Regions from separate parts of the Homo sapiens genome. Here region 2 is linked to region 1. A link is a contact called in ENCODE Hi-C or POLR2A ChIA-PET data. All regions are on one chromosome and are shown on one strand. Each heading gives the region's core, a stretch centred on a gene start or an enhancer-like site at or near the end of the contact. The rest is flanking DNA. Distances are from core to core; before and after follow the strand shown. Region 1 holds the start of ZNF629 (zinc finger protein 629). Region 2 holds the start of FBRS (fibrosin).

Region 1 (5,819 bases), core at 1,853-4,352:
TTCACCATGTTGGCCAGGCTGGTCTTGAACTCCTGACTTCAGGTAATCCTCCCGCCTCAGCCTCCCAAAGTGCTGGGATTACAGGCATGAGCCACCATGCCAGGCAATTTTTAATGTGTGTTTTTTGTTGTTGTTGTTGTTGTTTGTTTTTTGAGACAGAGTCTTGCTCTGTCGCCCAGGCTGGAGTGCAGTGGCACGATCTCGGCTCACTGCAAGCTCCGTCTCCCAGGTTCACGCCATTCTCCTGCCTCAGCCTCCCAAGTAGCTGGGACTACAGGCGCCTGCCACCATGCCCGGCTAATTTTTTGTATTTTTAGTAGAGACTGGATTTCACCGTGTTAGCCAGGATGGTCTTGATCTCCTGACCTCATGATCCGCCTGCCTCGGCCTCCCAAAGTTCTGGGATTACAGGCGTGAGTCACTGCGCCCGGCCTAATTTTTTTTAAAATTATTATTATTATTATTTTGAGACTGAGTCTTGCTCTTGTTGCCCAGGCTGGAGTGCAGTGGCGCCATCTCGACTCACTGCAACCTCCACCTCCTGGGTTTTAAGTGATTCTCCTGCCTCAGCCTCCTGAGTAACAGGGATTACAGGTGCACGCCACCATGCCCAGCTAATTTTTTGTATTTTTAGTAGAGACAGAGTTTCACCATGTTGGCCAGGCTGGTCTTGAACTCCTGCCCACAAGTGATCTGCCCACCTCAGCCTCCCAAAGTGCTGGGATTACAGGTGTGAGCCACCTCGCCAAACCATCTTTTTTTTTTTTTTTTTTGAGATGAGAGTCTCGCTCTGTCACCCAGGCTGGAGTGCAGTGGCATGATCTCGGCTCACTGCAACCTCCACCTCCCAGGTTCAAGAGATTCACCTGCCTTAGCCTCCCAAGTGGCTGGGACTACAGGTATGTGCCACCACTCCCGGCTAATTTTTTGTATTTTTAGTAGAGACAGGGTTTCACCATGTTAGCCAGGATGATCTCAATCTCCTGACCTCATGATCTGCCCGCCCTGGCCTCCCAAAGTGCTGGGATTACAGGCATAAGCCACCGTGCCCTGCCCGGACTTTTTTTTTTTTTTTTGAGACAGGGTCTCACTCTGCCACCCAGGCTGGAGTGCAGTGGTGCAATCATGGCTCACTACAGCCTCCACCTCCCAGAATTAAGTGATTCTCCTGCCTCAGCCCAAGTAGCTGTGACCATAGCGATGCACCACCACGCCAGGGTAATTGTTTGTTTTTGTTGTTGTTGTTGTCTTTCTTTTTTTTTGAGACCGAGTTTTGGTCTTGTTGCCCAGGCTGGAGTGCAATGGCACGATCTCAGCTCACTGCAATCTCCGCCTCCTAGGTTCAAGCGCTTCTCCTGCCTCAGCGTCCCAAGCAGCTGGGATTACAGGTATGCACCACCACGCTGGGCTAATTTTTGTATTTTAGTAGAGATGGGGCTTCTCCATGTTGGTCAGGCTGGTCTTGAACTCCTGACCTCAGGTGATCCACCCACCTTGGCCTCCCAAAGTGCTGGGATTACAGGCATGAGCCACCGCGCCCTGCCCAGCTAATTGTTTTTAAGTTTTTTGTAGAGACAGGGTTTCACTATGTTGCCCAGCCTTCAAACTCCTGGGCTCAAGTTACCCTTCTGCCTCAGCCTCCCAAAGTGCTGGGATTACAGGCATGAGCCACCAGGCCTGGCCTTTAGCAATTTTTTCTCTTTCCTGTTTTCTCTTTTCCTTCCTTCCTTCCTTCCTTTTCTCTCTTTCTCTCCCTCCCTCCCTCCTTCTTTTTTTTTTTTTTTTTGCGACAGGATCTCACTCTGTCGTCCAGGCTGCAGTGCAGTGGCTCAATCTTGGCTTATTGCAACCTCTGCCTCCCGGGCTCAAGCGATCTGCCTGCCTCGGCCTCACAAAGTGCTGGGATTATAGGCATGAGCCACTGCGCCTGGCTAATTTTTGTATTTTTAGTAGAGACATGGTTTCACCATGTTGTCCAGGCTGGTCTCAAACTCCTGACCTCAAGTGATCCGCCTGCCTTGGTCTCCCAAAGGGTTGGGATTACAGGCGTGAGCCACCGCACCCAGCTGCCTTTAGTAATTTCTGACCTTTGGTTTATTCTTCCCCCCAGCCTCTCAGTCTCTGGACAGAGCCCTCTGCACGCTCCCAGGATTCCTCTGTGTTTGTAACACATACACAATACCAAACTTCCCAAGGGTAGAAAGCCCAATTTCCATGCATCTCAGAGGTATGCCCACCCCAGTGTTAACCACAGTGCCCAGGAATAATAATGCAGTGTGTTGAACTGAAAGAATCAGGTGGCCTTAAGTACACCAGTCGCTTCTCACACCTTGGTTTCCTCCCCGGTGAAATGGGGATGATGGGCAACCTTATCCCATGGGACTGTGATAAGGAAGACAAGAAAGAAAGGCTGTAAAAATTGCGAGCATAGATAACTTGGACGTTGAGAGGCCACCAGTGTTCCTGGGTTTTTAAAGGTTTCTTCTGCTGTGAGCCGGGTGCCCTCTGAGCTATGAGAAAAGAGGTTCTCCCTCCTTGGCCAGGGAACCCCCACTGGCTTCTTTCCTGCCACCGTGAGCCTCAGTTTCCTCCTCTGAGGGGAGGTGTTTGGAGAAGAGGGGCTGGAACACAGGCTATTGCAAATCCTTCCCGGCTGTGCTTGTTCCTGCAGTCCCAACTCCTGCAGCCATGACTTCCATCAAGCATTAAGGCCATGTTTAGTGCGTAGGGTGTTCCCTCTCAGGTCTGCTCTGCCAGCCCCTGCTCCCACCCCAGCCCCATCCCAGGGTTAGTCCAAACAAAGACTGGCCTCAGGGGATCAGCAGCCGCCAAATCTGAGATAGGGCTTTCCGGGCGCGGCCGGCGGAGCCCCTGCGAAATGAAGAGCGGCCAGAAGCCCAGGGACCCTCGCGGGCATCGGGGCTCTCCCAGATGCCCACGCTGCCTGCTCCCACTGGAGACGGGGACAGGGGCGTCGTCCCAGCCTCCTCCCTGCTCCCACCGCTGTCCCCTTTTTTCCCCAGGCTGCGGGAGGCAAAGGGTTAAATCCCATAGAGCTGATGCTCTGACTCCAGGCTAGAGGGGCCCGGGAAGCTGGGGTCACTTCCTGCTCCGTCCCAGTCACCCTGAACTGGTCCCCGGGTCCTCAGCCTGGAATCACCCCTTGAGAAGGACCCCAGAGTCCTCGGCGCCCAGTCCGTCCCCCGAGGCAGGGCACTGAAGGGGTTAAGTCCCCTGGGGCTGGATTCCGCCTTCCGGCTTTTCCCAGACCCCAGAGCCGTGAGTTGGGGACGCCTGGGTTCCCGGGGGGTGGCCTGGAGTGCCCGGGACGGCCGCCGGGGAACAATGGGGCCCGGGAGGCGGGGGCCGGGAGCCCGGGCCTGAGCCCCCCACCCGCGCCCGGGGCTGTGGCCGGGGTGGGGGCGGGCGGGGGGCGCGGAGGGCCGAGGATTCTGGGAAGCGCGGGGGTCGGTGGCGGGGGAGGGGAGCCTGGGGATTCTGGGAAGAGGGATCGGCCGGGGCCGGGGACCAGCGCTGCCAGCGCAGCCCTGGAGGAGCCTGGCAGTGCTGGAAGGAGCCGGGACCCCGGGGGCCGGGGCAGGGGCGGATGCCCAGGCTCTGTATCAGCAGCGGGACGGGGGTCGCGGCTCCGGGGGAGCAGAAGTCCGGAGCCAAGCGGTGGGGGGGCCGGGCCGGGCGGCCGCATTCCCGCCGCCTCCATGTCAGGGTCACCCTGGGCCGTTCCCCACATCTCTCGGGAGGCGGCTCCTCATTCCCTCCCTCTGCAGTGGGGCCATCGCGAGGTCTCAGGCTGGCGTGCCTGGCGCCTGGGCTCCCAGCGCCTCGGCCTCCCTCGGTCTTCCCACGTCCATGCTCTGTGTCGGCCCTGTCATTAACCCTTTCCCTCCTACTCTGGACCACTAGGGGAGAATTTTTTGGAGACCATCGAGGTCCACAAACTCTTACCTGTCCCGAGCAAACACAGCAGGGCATCCTTCCCGGACCGGACATCAGGCAGCCCCCAGTGTGGCAGAGGTCTCCGCTTCCACCACCCCAAAGACACTTACAGGCGGGGAGGGGGGATTCTCGGAGCTTAAGTAGCTGCAGAGATGAAGAAATTAATTTACTTCCTAAACGCTAACTTCTGTCTCTCCTACCGCTCTTTGGCAGGGTGCAGCCAGTCTTGCTTCACCTTGGTCACCTCTCAGCGCCTCCTGCCATGTCTCCCTTGCCCCACTGCCCCTGTGCACACAGCGCCCACCTCACACAGCCATCCAAAGTTTCCAGGCCCCACCCAGGGATTCTCTGCAGGGTGTAAATGGTGTGGGACCTCCTTCAAGCGCTTTGTTCCTGTGGCCCCATTCCCTCATCCTGAACTCATCTCACCATTTTTGGAGTGACAGCTGGCTGTTTTTATTTATTTATTTATTTATTTATTTATTTATTTTACCAGGGGGCCACTTGGAACTCCTGCTCCTTTGCTGCCATCCCCTTGCAAACTGATCTTTAAAGGCATTAGACCAAACAGGTGTTCCAGGGGCTAGGGACATCTCACTCATTCATTCATTCAACAAAGTTTCTGGAGCACCTATTCAGTGCCAGGCTAGGCTTGGGAAACAGCCTCAAGAAAGCAGGACAAAAGGAGTAGAAGGAGGGTCCGGGCAGGAGTGGGGATAGGAGGGCTTTGGTGGGGAGTATGGTTCCAGCTCATGGGTGCAGACCAGCAGGCCTAGTCCCTGGGTCCAACTCCTCCTTTTCTAGCCTGGGAAACCTCTGGGTCCCAGGAATTTCTCCAGCCTATTCTCACTGCCAGCAGGCTCCCCATGAGCTGTCCTCATCACCTGTCTCCTGCCAGCCTCCCATGAGCATGAGTCTCACATGACTCCCAAGGTCACCTCGTGCTCTCAGAGACAGGGGTGAGCCAGATATGGAGCCCTGCTTTTATCATCTTAGCTCTGCCACTTCCCAGCCTTGACCTTGGAGAGGTTTCCCCAGGCATTGATGTACTAATCTGTAAAATGGACAGCCTGATTCCTGGGTCTCCTCACCAGGCTGTGGGAGGACTGGGTGAGAGAAATGACACCATGGCAGGCACTGGGTCTGCCGCAGGTGTTCACACAAGCATCCATCCTCCCCTTCTCCTTACTTTTTCTCTTCCTCTGGGCGGTTCCTGCAGATGCAGCTTTAAACTGCCCCTCTCCCCACCTCCAGCCTGACCCTCTTTCTGTGCTTGGATAACAGGGAAGTGCCCCAGTCCTTTTAGAGGGCCTCTGTCTCCTCTGGGAAACTGGGGTGTTTTTTTTTCTTAACCCTTTAAGTGTCTCAGGCAGCCTCGGTTCACTCTGGGGCACAGAAAAGTTTATTGGTCTCAATTAGCAGCCCCATTAAGAGGAAAATTAGAGTCTTAATGAGCTTCCTCTGATTAGCAAATAACAGGTTTCCCAGCCTCTGGGCATCAGAGGTATGGGGTGAAAAACTCCTTCCCCTGTGGATGTCAGAGACCGCTCCAGCCCCCATCCTGGGTTCAAAGGCTTATGAGTGATGAGTTTTTAATTACGCTCTTAAATTCACCTGCTTGCTTAGCTGTGCGCTTAAGATCTGGAGTGAGAATCAGGCCTGCAGGGGAAGGGGGCCACAGCAAGAACCCGTGCCCAGAAAAATGGGGTGGGAGGACACTGAAGTTCACACAAGGAGGAATGGGGCGGGGCAGGGTGGGAGTGAGGTTCAGGGGGAATAAAGCAAAGTGCAAAATCAGCTCCCAGTGTGCGCTCATCGCTGTCTTCCCCCGCAGGGTCCCTGGAACACTGCAGTCCTGAGCT
Region 2 (5,819 bases), core at 1,315-3,814, 130 kb after region 1:
CACGTCTTCATGCTCTTGCCCAAAACAACTTTTCCCCGTGTCTTTTCTTAGCAAACTTCTGACTATACTTCAGGACCTGACTAAGACATCCTAGGGGGCTTTCCCCAACCACAACTCTCCTCCCATCCCCCAGGCAGCACAAGCGGCTTCCTCATGTGGGTTTCTGTAGCATCTCTCCCCATCTTTGTCTTCTGTAGCTTCTCAAATTAAGGTCTAGGTGTTTGCTTGCTGGCTATTTCTTTTCTGCTGGACTGCCACCACCTCGAGGAAGGGCAGGAACCACAATTAATTTACGACCCAACTATATTCCTTTGACGCCTCTCTGAATTATCAAAACGTTTGAAGTAGACACAGAACCAGGCAAAAGGAGGTGCACCTGACTGTAGACAGGCCTTCGTCAGACCCGGATGAGTAAGGGCTCAAATTTGCCCTGCTTGCCTCTTTGCCCTTAGAAACTGGGGTCTCTGTTTACAAGGGGCAGTGGCGTTGCTGATGAAAAACGGGGCTGTGGGAAATACATTCTGCCTAAAGAGTTTTAAGGGACAACCTCACCTCTTTTCTTCTCCGCTTATTGGGCCATTTTCGGGCCCGATCCCCAGGGGGCCGGCCAGGCTCTCGATCAGAGCTGTCCCCTGGCTCCCCGGTGGCCCCACTGGAGCCCCCCCTTTTCCGCTTCCCAGAATGCTTCAGCCGATGTTCCAGTCGCTCTGGGGGCTGAAGAGATGCATCCTTCTGTGGAGGAGGAGGTGGGGCTGAGATAGATGGAAAAGGGCAAGCTCCCAACCCCTCTAGGGGTGACCAGGTTGCCGAAGTACCCCTCGGGCCGGGAAACCGGGTCCCCAGAGACGAGCTCTACCTCCTCCCACCCCAGGGCGGGGCAGAGGCCTGGCCAGAGGAGCCGGTTGCTCTGGTTTGGGGTGCCAGCATTCCCCCCTCAACTCCACCCACTAGGGGCACTGCCCCCTCCTTGCTGCCCCTCGGAAACCCCCAAAGTCTCCTAGCCCCATTAGGCCCCACCTGCAAGGCCTCGAGGGTGGCGAAGCTGGCGATGGCGAAGCCATCGATCAAGTCCTCCTCCTCCTCTTCCTCCTCCTCAGGCTCCTCCTCGGCTTCGCCGTCGTCTGCGCCCCCCTCCTCCTCCTCCTCCTCCTCTTCCTCCCCGCGGCTGCCCGAGCCGGCAGGCCGCTTCCGAGCTCGGGGTCGCGGGGGTCGAGGTCTCGGACGGGGCCGCCGGCGTCTCGGGCCCCCAGGCCGCTCTCCAGACGAAGCTGACGACCAAGGCCTGGCGGGCGGCGGCGGCGACGACGAGGACGAGGAGCCGCGCGGGGCGGCCAACAGGGCCCGGGGCGCGTCGCCGCCTGGACCTCGGCGGCGCCGCTGCTCCCGGTCTCGGTCTCGGCGCGAGCAGCGCCGCCGTCGGCGCTCCCCCTCTGCTGCCCAGCCCGGACCCGGGGCCGCGGCCGCTGCCGTCTCCATGGCGACCGCCCTCAGCGCCGCATCCGGAGGCGGCGGGGCCCGAAGCGGCCTGTCCGCAGGCCCGGGGTCGCAGGCGCGGCGCTGGCGGCTGCACAGTGACGAGAGGGCCACGGCTTCTCCTTTAAAGCCGGATCTGCTGGCCCCGAGCTTGCCCCAAGGCCACGGCCCGGGGAGCCGGCGCCGCCCCCGGGGCGACAAGCCCGAGGGCCCCCCCTGCGGGCTCGGCGGGGCCGCGACGGCGAAAACGGGGCGGCCGTCCCTTTAAGGCGAGGCCCCAAGTTGTCCAGCTCCCGGCCCCTTTAAGACGACCCGACAGTGTCCGGCGGCCTAGTGCGGTGGCCACCCCCTGCCAGGGGTCGATGCAAGTCTCCCCGAGGAAGAGGAAGGGCCACCCCTTTAAAAGGGGCCGAAAGCTCGCCCCGAAACGCAGACCTCCCCTTTAAAAGTGTCTCAAGTCCTCCGGCTCAAAGAGGCCACCCCTTTAAGGAGTCCAGGGTCCTTCTAACAGCAGGCCGTCCCTTTAAGGGCTCGGAGTTAGTTTCTAGTCCTCCACAAGCGGCCACTTCCCCTTTAAGTTGAATTTAAAAGACTTCTTGTGTGTGGGGGAGGAGGACGTAAAGAAAAACCCCACTCGCCCCAGTTCTCCCAACGGCACAGTTCTCAATTTGTCAGCGTCTGCTCGGCGGCTTCCCCTTTAAGGCTGGCGTTGCAGTCCGCCGAGTTCAGTGGCCACCCCTTTAAGGAGATTTAAAGGGGCCTCCTCCGGGCCCAGCTCCTCCAGCCTCCGCCTCCGGTCGCCATGAAAGGCGCGAGGCGGGGCGGGGCAGCGAGGCCAGCCCTCCAAAGCCCCGGATGTGAGGCAACGGTGACGGGTACAGCTCCCCTGTCCGCCGACATAAAAGTCTCTTCCTCCTTTCCTCCGTCTCTGTCCGACTTGGGCCTTAGGGGATCCGGAACGGCCGATGGGCAGCGGGGGAGCTCCAGCACAAACTCCTGTTGTCTCCTTTGGAGTCTTAGGGCGCTTCTCCGCCAGGACTTCCCTACCCCTCCTCCCTCTTCCTCCTCAGCCTACGCCTCCTTCCTCTCTCGGCCTCCTCCCACGCTCCGCCCCCTTCCCCTCACCCCCAACGGGCGCAGTCGTTGATAGGCTGGGAGGGCTACGTCAAGGTGAGGGGCGGAGCCAAACCCGAGGGAGTGGGTGCATGTAACCGCCCTCAAATCTTGGATTGGGTTACGTCGGATTGGCTCCGCCCTTCCCCCCAGTCTTGTGACTCGACTGGTTAGAAGTAGGTGTTTGGGGCGGTTACTACAGGGCCCCGCCTCTTCCTGCTGTTTGTTTATTGGCCGGTCTCCTGATGGCGTCGAGGCGAGGGGCGGAGACGCGGGGCCTGAGGCGTTGGGGGCGGTTGGCCGCCGGGGGGCGCGCGGCTGCAAGAGGTTCCGTTCCACAGCCAGTTAAGTCATCGCCGCCTTTCCGCCGCTCGGCGCGGCCCACAGACAGCCTGGCGTCTCGCGCACGCGCGTGGCGGCGCCGCCGTCAGGCTGGCTGCTTGCGAGTCGTTCCGCGGCCCGGGGTGGCCCGAGCGGCCGCGTGCTGTGCCTGCGCCTGCGCCGGCCGCACTAACAGGCAGCCGCGTCCCTTCCAGGCGCGGCTGCTGGCAGCGGTCCCGAGTGCTAGCAATTCGAAAACGCCTTGCACCTGCATGAGCGCTTCTCCGCGTTTGTGACTGCGTTTGGTAATAATTCCATGAAGGAGATGCTGTCAGCCCCATTTTACTGGGACGGAAAGGAATGCGCGCACAGACGGGCTGGTAGTCTCCTAGCCACGTCTATGTCAGCCACTGCCCTGTGATGCCTCTCAGTTATGAAAGATGCACCCCACTGCTCAATGTGACTGGCTTAAAAAAAAAGAGACAGCCATTTCTGGCCTTCGGTTGCCCGGGTTACCGTTTTAAAAGTGGACAGCGCGCTGACATGCCTGCCTTGCTTTCTCGTCCATAAAATGACTAATTCCCTGTCGCAGGGACATGTGCAGGTCAAGCACCTATGACAGTCGTCGTGAGTGCTTCATTATGGCCCATTACTCTTAGCTCTTTGTTTTGTTTTGTTTTTTTGGGGGGGACAGAGTCTGGCTGTGTTCCCTAAGCTGGAGTGCAGTGGTGCGATCTCAGCTCATTACAACCTCTGCCTCTCGGGTTCAAGTGAATTCTCCTGGCTCAGCCTCCTGAGTAGCTGGGATTACAGGTACACACCAAGACACCCAGCTAATATTTGTATTTTTAGTGGAGACGGGGTTTCACCATGTTGGCCAAGCTGGTCTCGAACTCCTAGGCTCCTGTGATCCACCTGCCTCGGCCTCCCAAAGCGCTGGGATTACAGGCGTAAGCCACCGCACCTGGCCTAGCCGTAGCTCTTGAATCCAGCAGCAGGTCCTGGCCTGCATGTTAGCAGGAATTCAGGGCCATCTTGATCTTCAAGGCCTTGACCCACTATAGGCCTTTCAGTCTCCTTGATATAAATGAATTGGGAGAACCCAGACCACGGTCTAGGGTCACAGTATCATCTGGCACTGATTCAGAAGTGTCCCTCCACACAGGAGAATCCTCTAAGCAAGAGAGTATCTCTAGGCCGGGCATGGTGGCTCATGCCTGTAATCCCAGCACTTAGGGAGGCCAAAGCAGGCGGATTTCCTGAGGTCAGATGTTCAAGACCATCCTGGCCAACATGGTGAAGCCCAGTTTCTACTAAAAATACAAAAATTAGCGGGTGTGGTAGCGCACGCCTGTAATCCCAGATACTTGGGAGGCTGAGGCAGGAGAATCGCTTGAATGAGGGAGACAGAGGTTGCAGTGAGCCAAGATCGTGCCATTGTACTCCAGCCTGAGTGACATGAGCGGAACTCCATCTATATCTATCATCTATCTATCTATCTATCTATCTATCTATCTATCTATCTATCTCAAGTGACCACTTCACCCCCTCCCTGTACTCTGTACCCAACCCCTGTCACCATCTCTAGCACCAGCCCCAGTTCCCAGACCTTTGGGGGTCAACGTAGAAACATCAGCCAAATCAATCTTAAACTCAGCTAGAGATACAAAAGAATCAGAAACATATCGAAAACTTTACTAGAAATATAGAGAAAAAAAAATAACTGCCTGGGAGGTTTCCTGTCCCTTCAGGATGGATGACCAACAGATGGGGCACCTAGGTCCAGTGGGGCTGCTCCCGATCTACTGTTTCTTCCTCCAGGAGCAAGGCATCTAGCTCCTCCAGCCGCTGCTGGAGCAGGGGGCCCACATCAGGGCTGGGGGCCACATTGGGAGGAACAGTCCTGCCCCCTGCAGCCCGGACCCCACGGGACGGTCTTCGTGATCGAGGAAGGCTGCTGTCCCGAAATTCCACAGCCCGCCGGAGCTTCCTTGAGCTGGTGAAAATCAGAGTCCCATTGCGCTCCCGGGGTTCCTCAAAGATGGTCTCAAAGGTCCTGAACAAGGCAGGGAGAGGAGCTGGTTTTATCAGGGTGCTCCACAGCTCCAGATTTCCCTCTGCCACCCTCTAGCCTTCCAAGTGTCTCACCTCCTGGTTGTGGGTGATTGGTAATTCTTGTTGGTGTAAATTTCTTCCAAGCTGAACTCCTTCTTGTTCAACCTGTGAGCAAAGAGCAGAGGCCACTGAGAAACCTTGGGCCAGTGGGGCCTGAAGGGACAGGTAAGGCCTGGTCTGTATTTCAGTTTCTGGGACATGTCAGGGCCAGGAGTGCTACATAAGGCAGACAGGCAATTTTGAGCACAAACCATCCCCACACCGAATTGAATCTTTCAGGCTGGACTGTGCTCCCTGAGGGGAGACAAAGCTATACTTCAGGGGACATAAGCCTGCATCTGTTTGGCCAAGATGGCTCAATGCCCAGTGAGCCCCTCACCTGATTGGTCGAGGCAGTCCCATTGGTGTAAGGTTTAGCTGAGGACGGGCTGGTGTTCTGCGTATTCTGAATCGAGAAACCTTTCCCATGGTCTGCAAAAATGGGGCAGAGGGTGAAAGAGTGACATGGGCTCAGGCCCCCACTAGTCTCTTCTACCCGATCTGAATGCCTACCTTGGTCTCAGGTTCTGAAAGCACCTGGTCCTTTGAGGCTCTTGGCTCCTTCCCTTTGGTTGAACCCAACCTGCCAAGAAGGTCAAGGCTCAGGGACAAACAGGATTCACTGCATTATCCCCCGTCTCCTGCCCACTGGATACTCAGGGAAGGAGGCTGGGACCAGGCTGCAGCCAGGCTTCAAGGGGGTTTTTTGAGAGCACTACCTGGGTTCTGCTGGTTCGGAGAAGGAAGTGGATGCCGTG

The links. Hi-C counts contacts between places; a loop is a spot of excess contacts on that map. ChIA-PET counts read pairs that join two places held with the same protein, here RNA polymerase II (POLR2A). Pooled maps may share reads with other maps.
Region 2: a pooled map shows a loop between it and region 1 (2.5-fold over the local background). The contact joins the promoter of FBRS here to the promoter of ZNF629 in region 1. A Hi-C loop is called at or near these places in 9 of 50 pooled maps. POLR2A ChIA-PET finds 5 or more read pairs at or near these places in 8 of 52 experiments (A549, CD8-positive, alpha-beta memory T cell, HCT116 and 5 more).

The regions. Positions count from the first base shown.
Region 1 is chr16:30,784,488-30,790,306 of GRCh38, reverse strand. It overlaps ZNF629 (zinc finger protein 629), which reads left to right and starts at 3,102. Exons shown (of 3, transcript NM_001080417.3): 1 at 3,102-3,279; 2 at 5,792-5,819. RefSeq lists an enhancer at 3,033-3,152.
Region 2 is chr16:30,655,176-30,660,994 of GRCh38, reverse strand. FBRS (fibrosin) reads right to left here and starts at 2,564. Exons shown (of 18, transcript NM_001105079.3): 1 at 1,018-2,564; 2 at 553-732. The coding sequence starts at 1,476. PRR14 (proline rich 14) reads right to left here. Exons shown (of 12, transcript NM_024031.5): 8 at 5,781-5,819; 9 at 5,575-5,644; 10 at 5,402-5,493; 11 at 5,056-5,127; 12 at 4,582-4,963. The coding sequence ends at 4,684. RefSeq lists enhancers at 9-168, 1,849-2,298 and silencers at 1,379-1,428, 1,499-1,728, 2,549-2,728, 2,779-2,858, 2,889-3,148.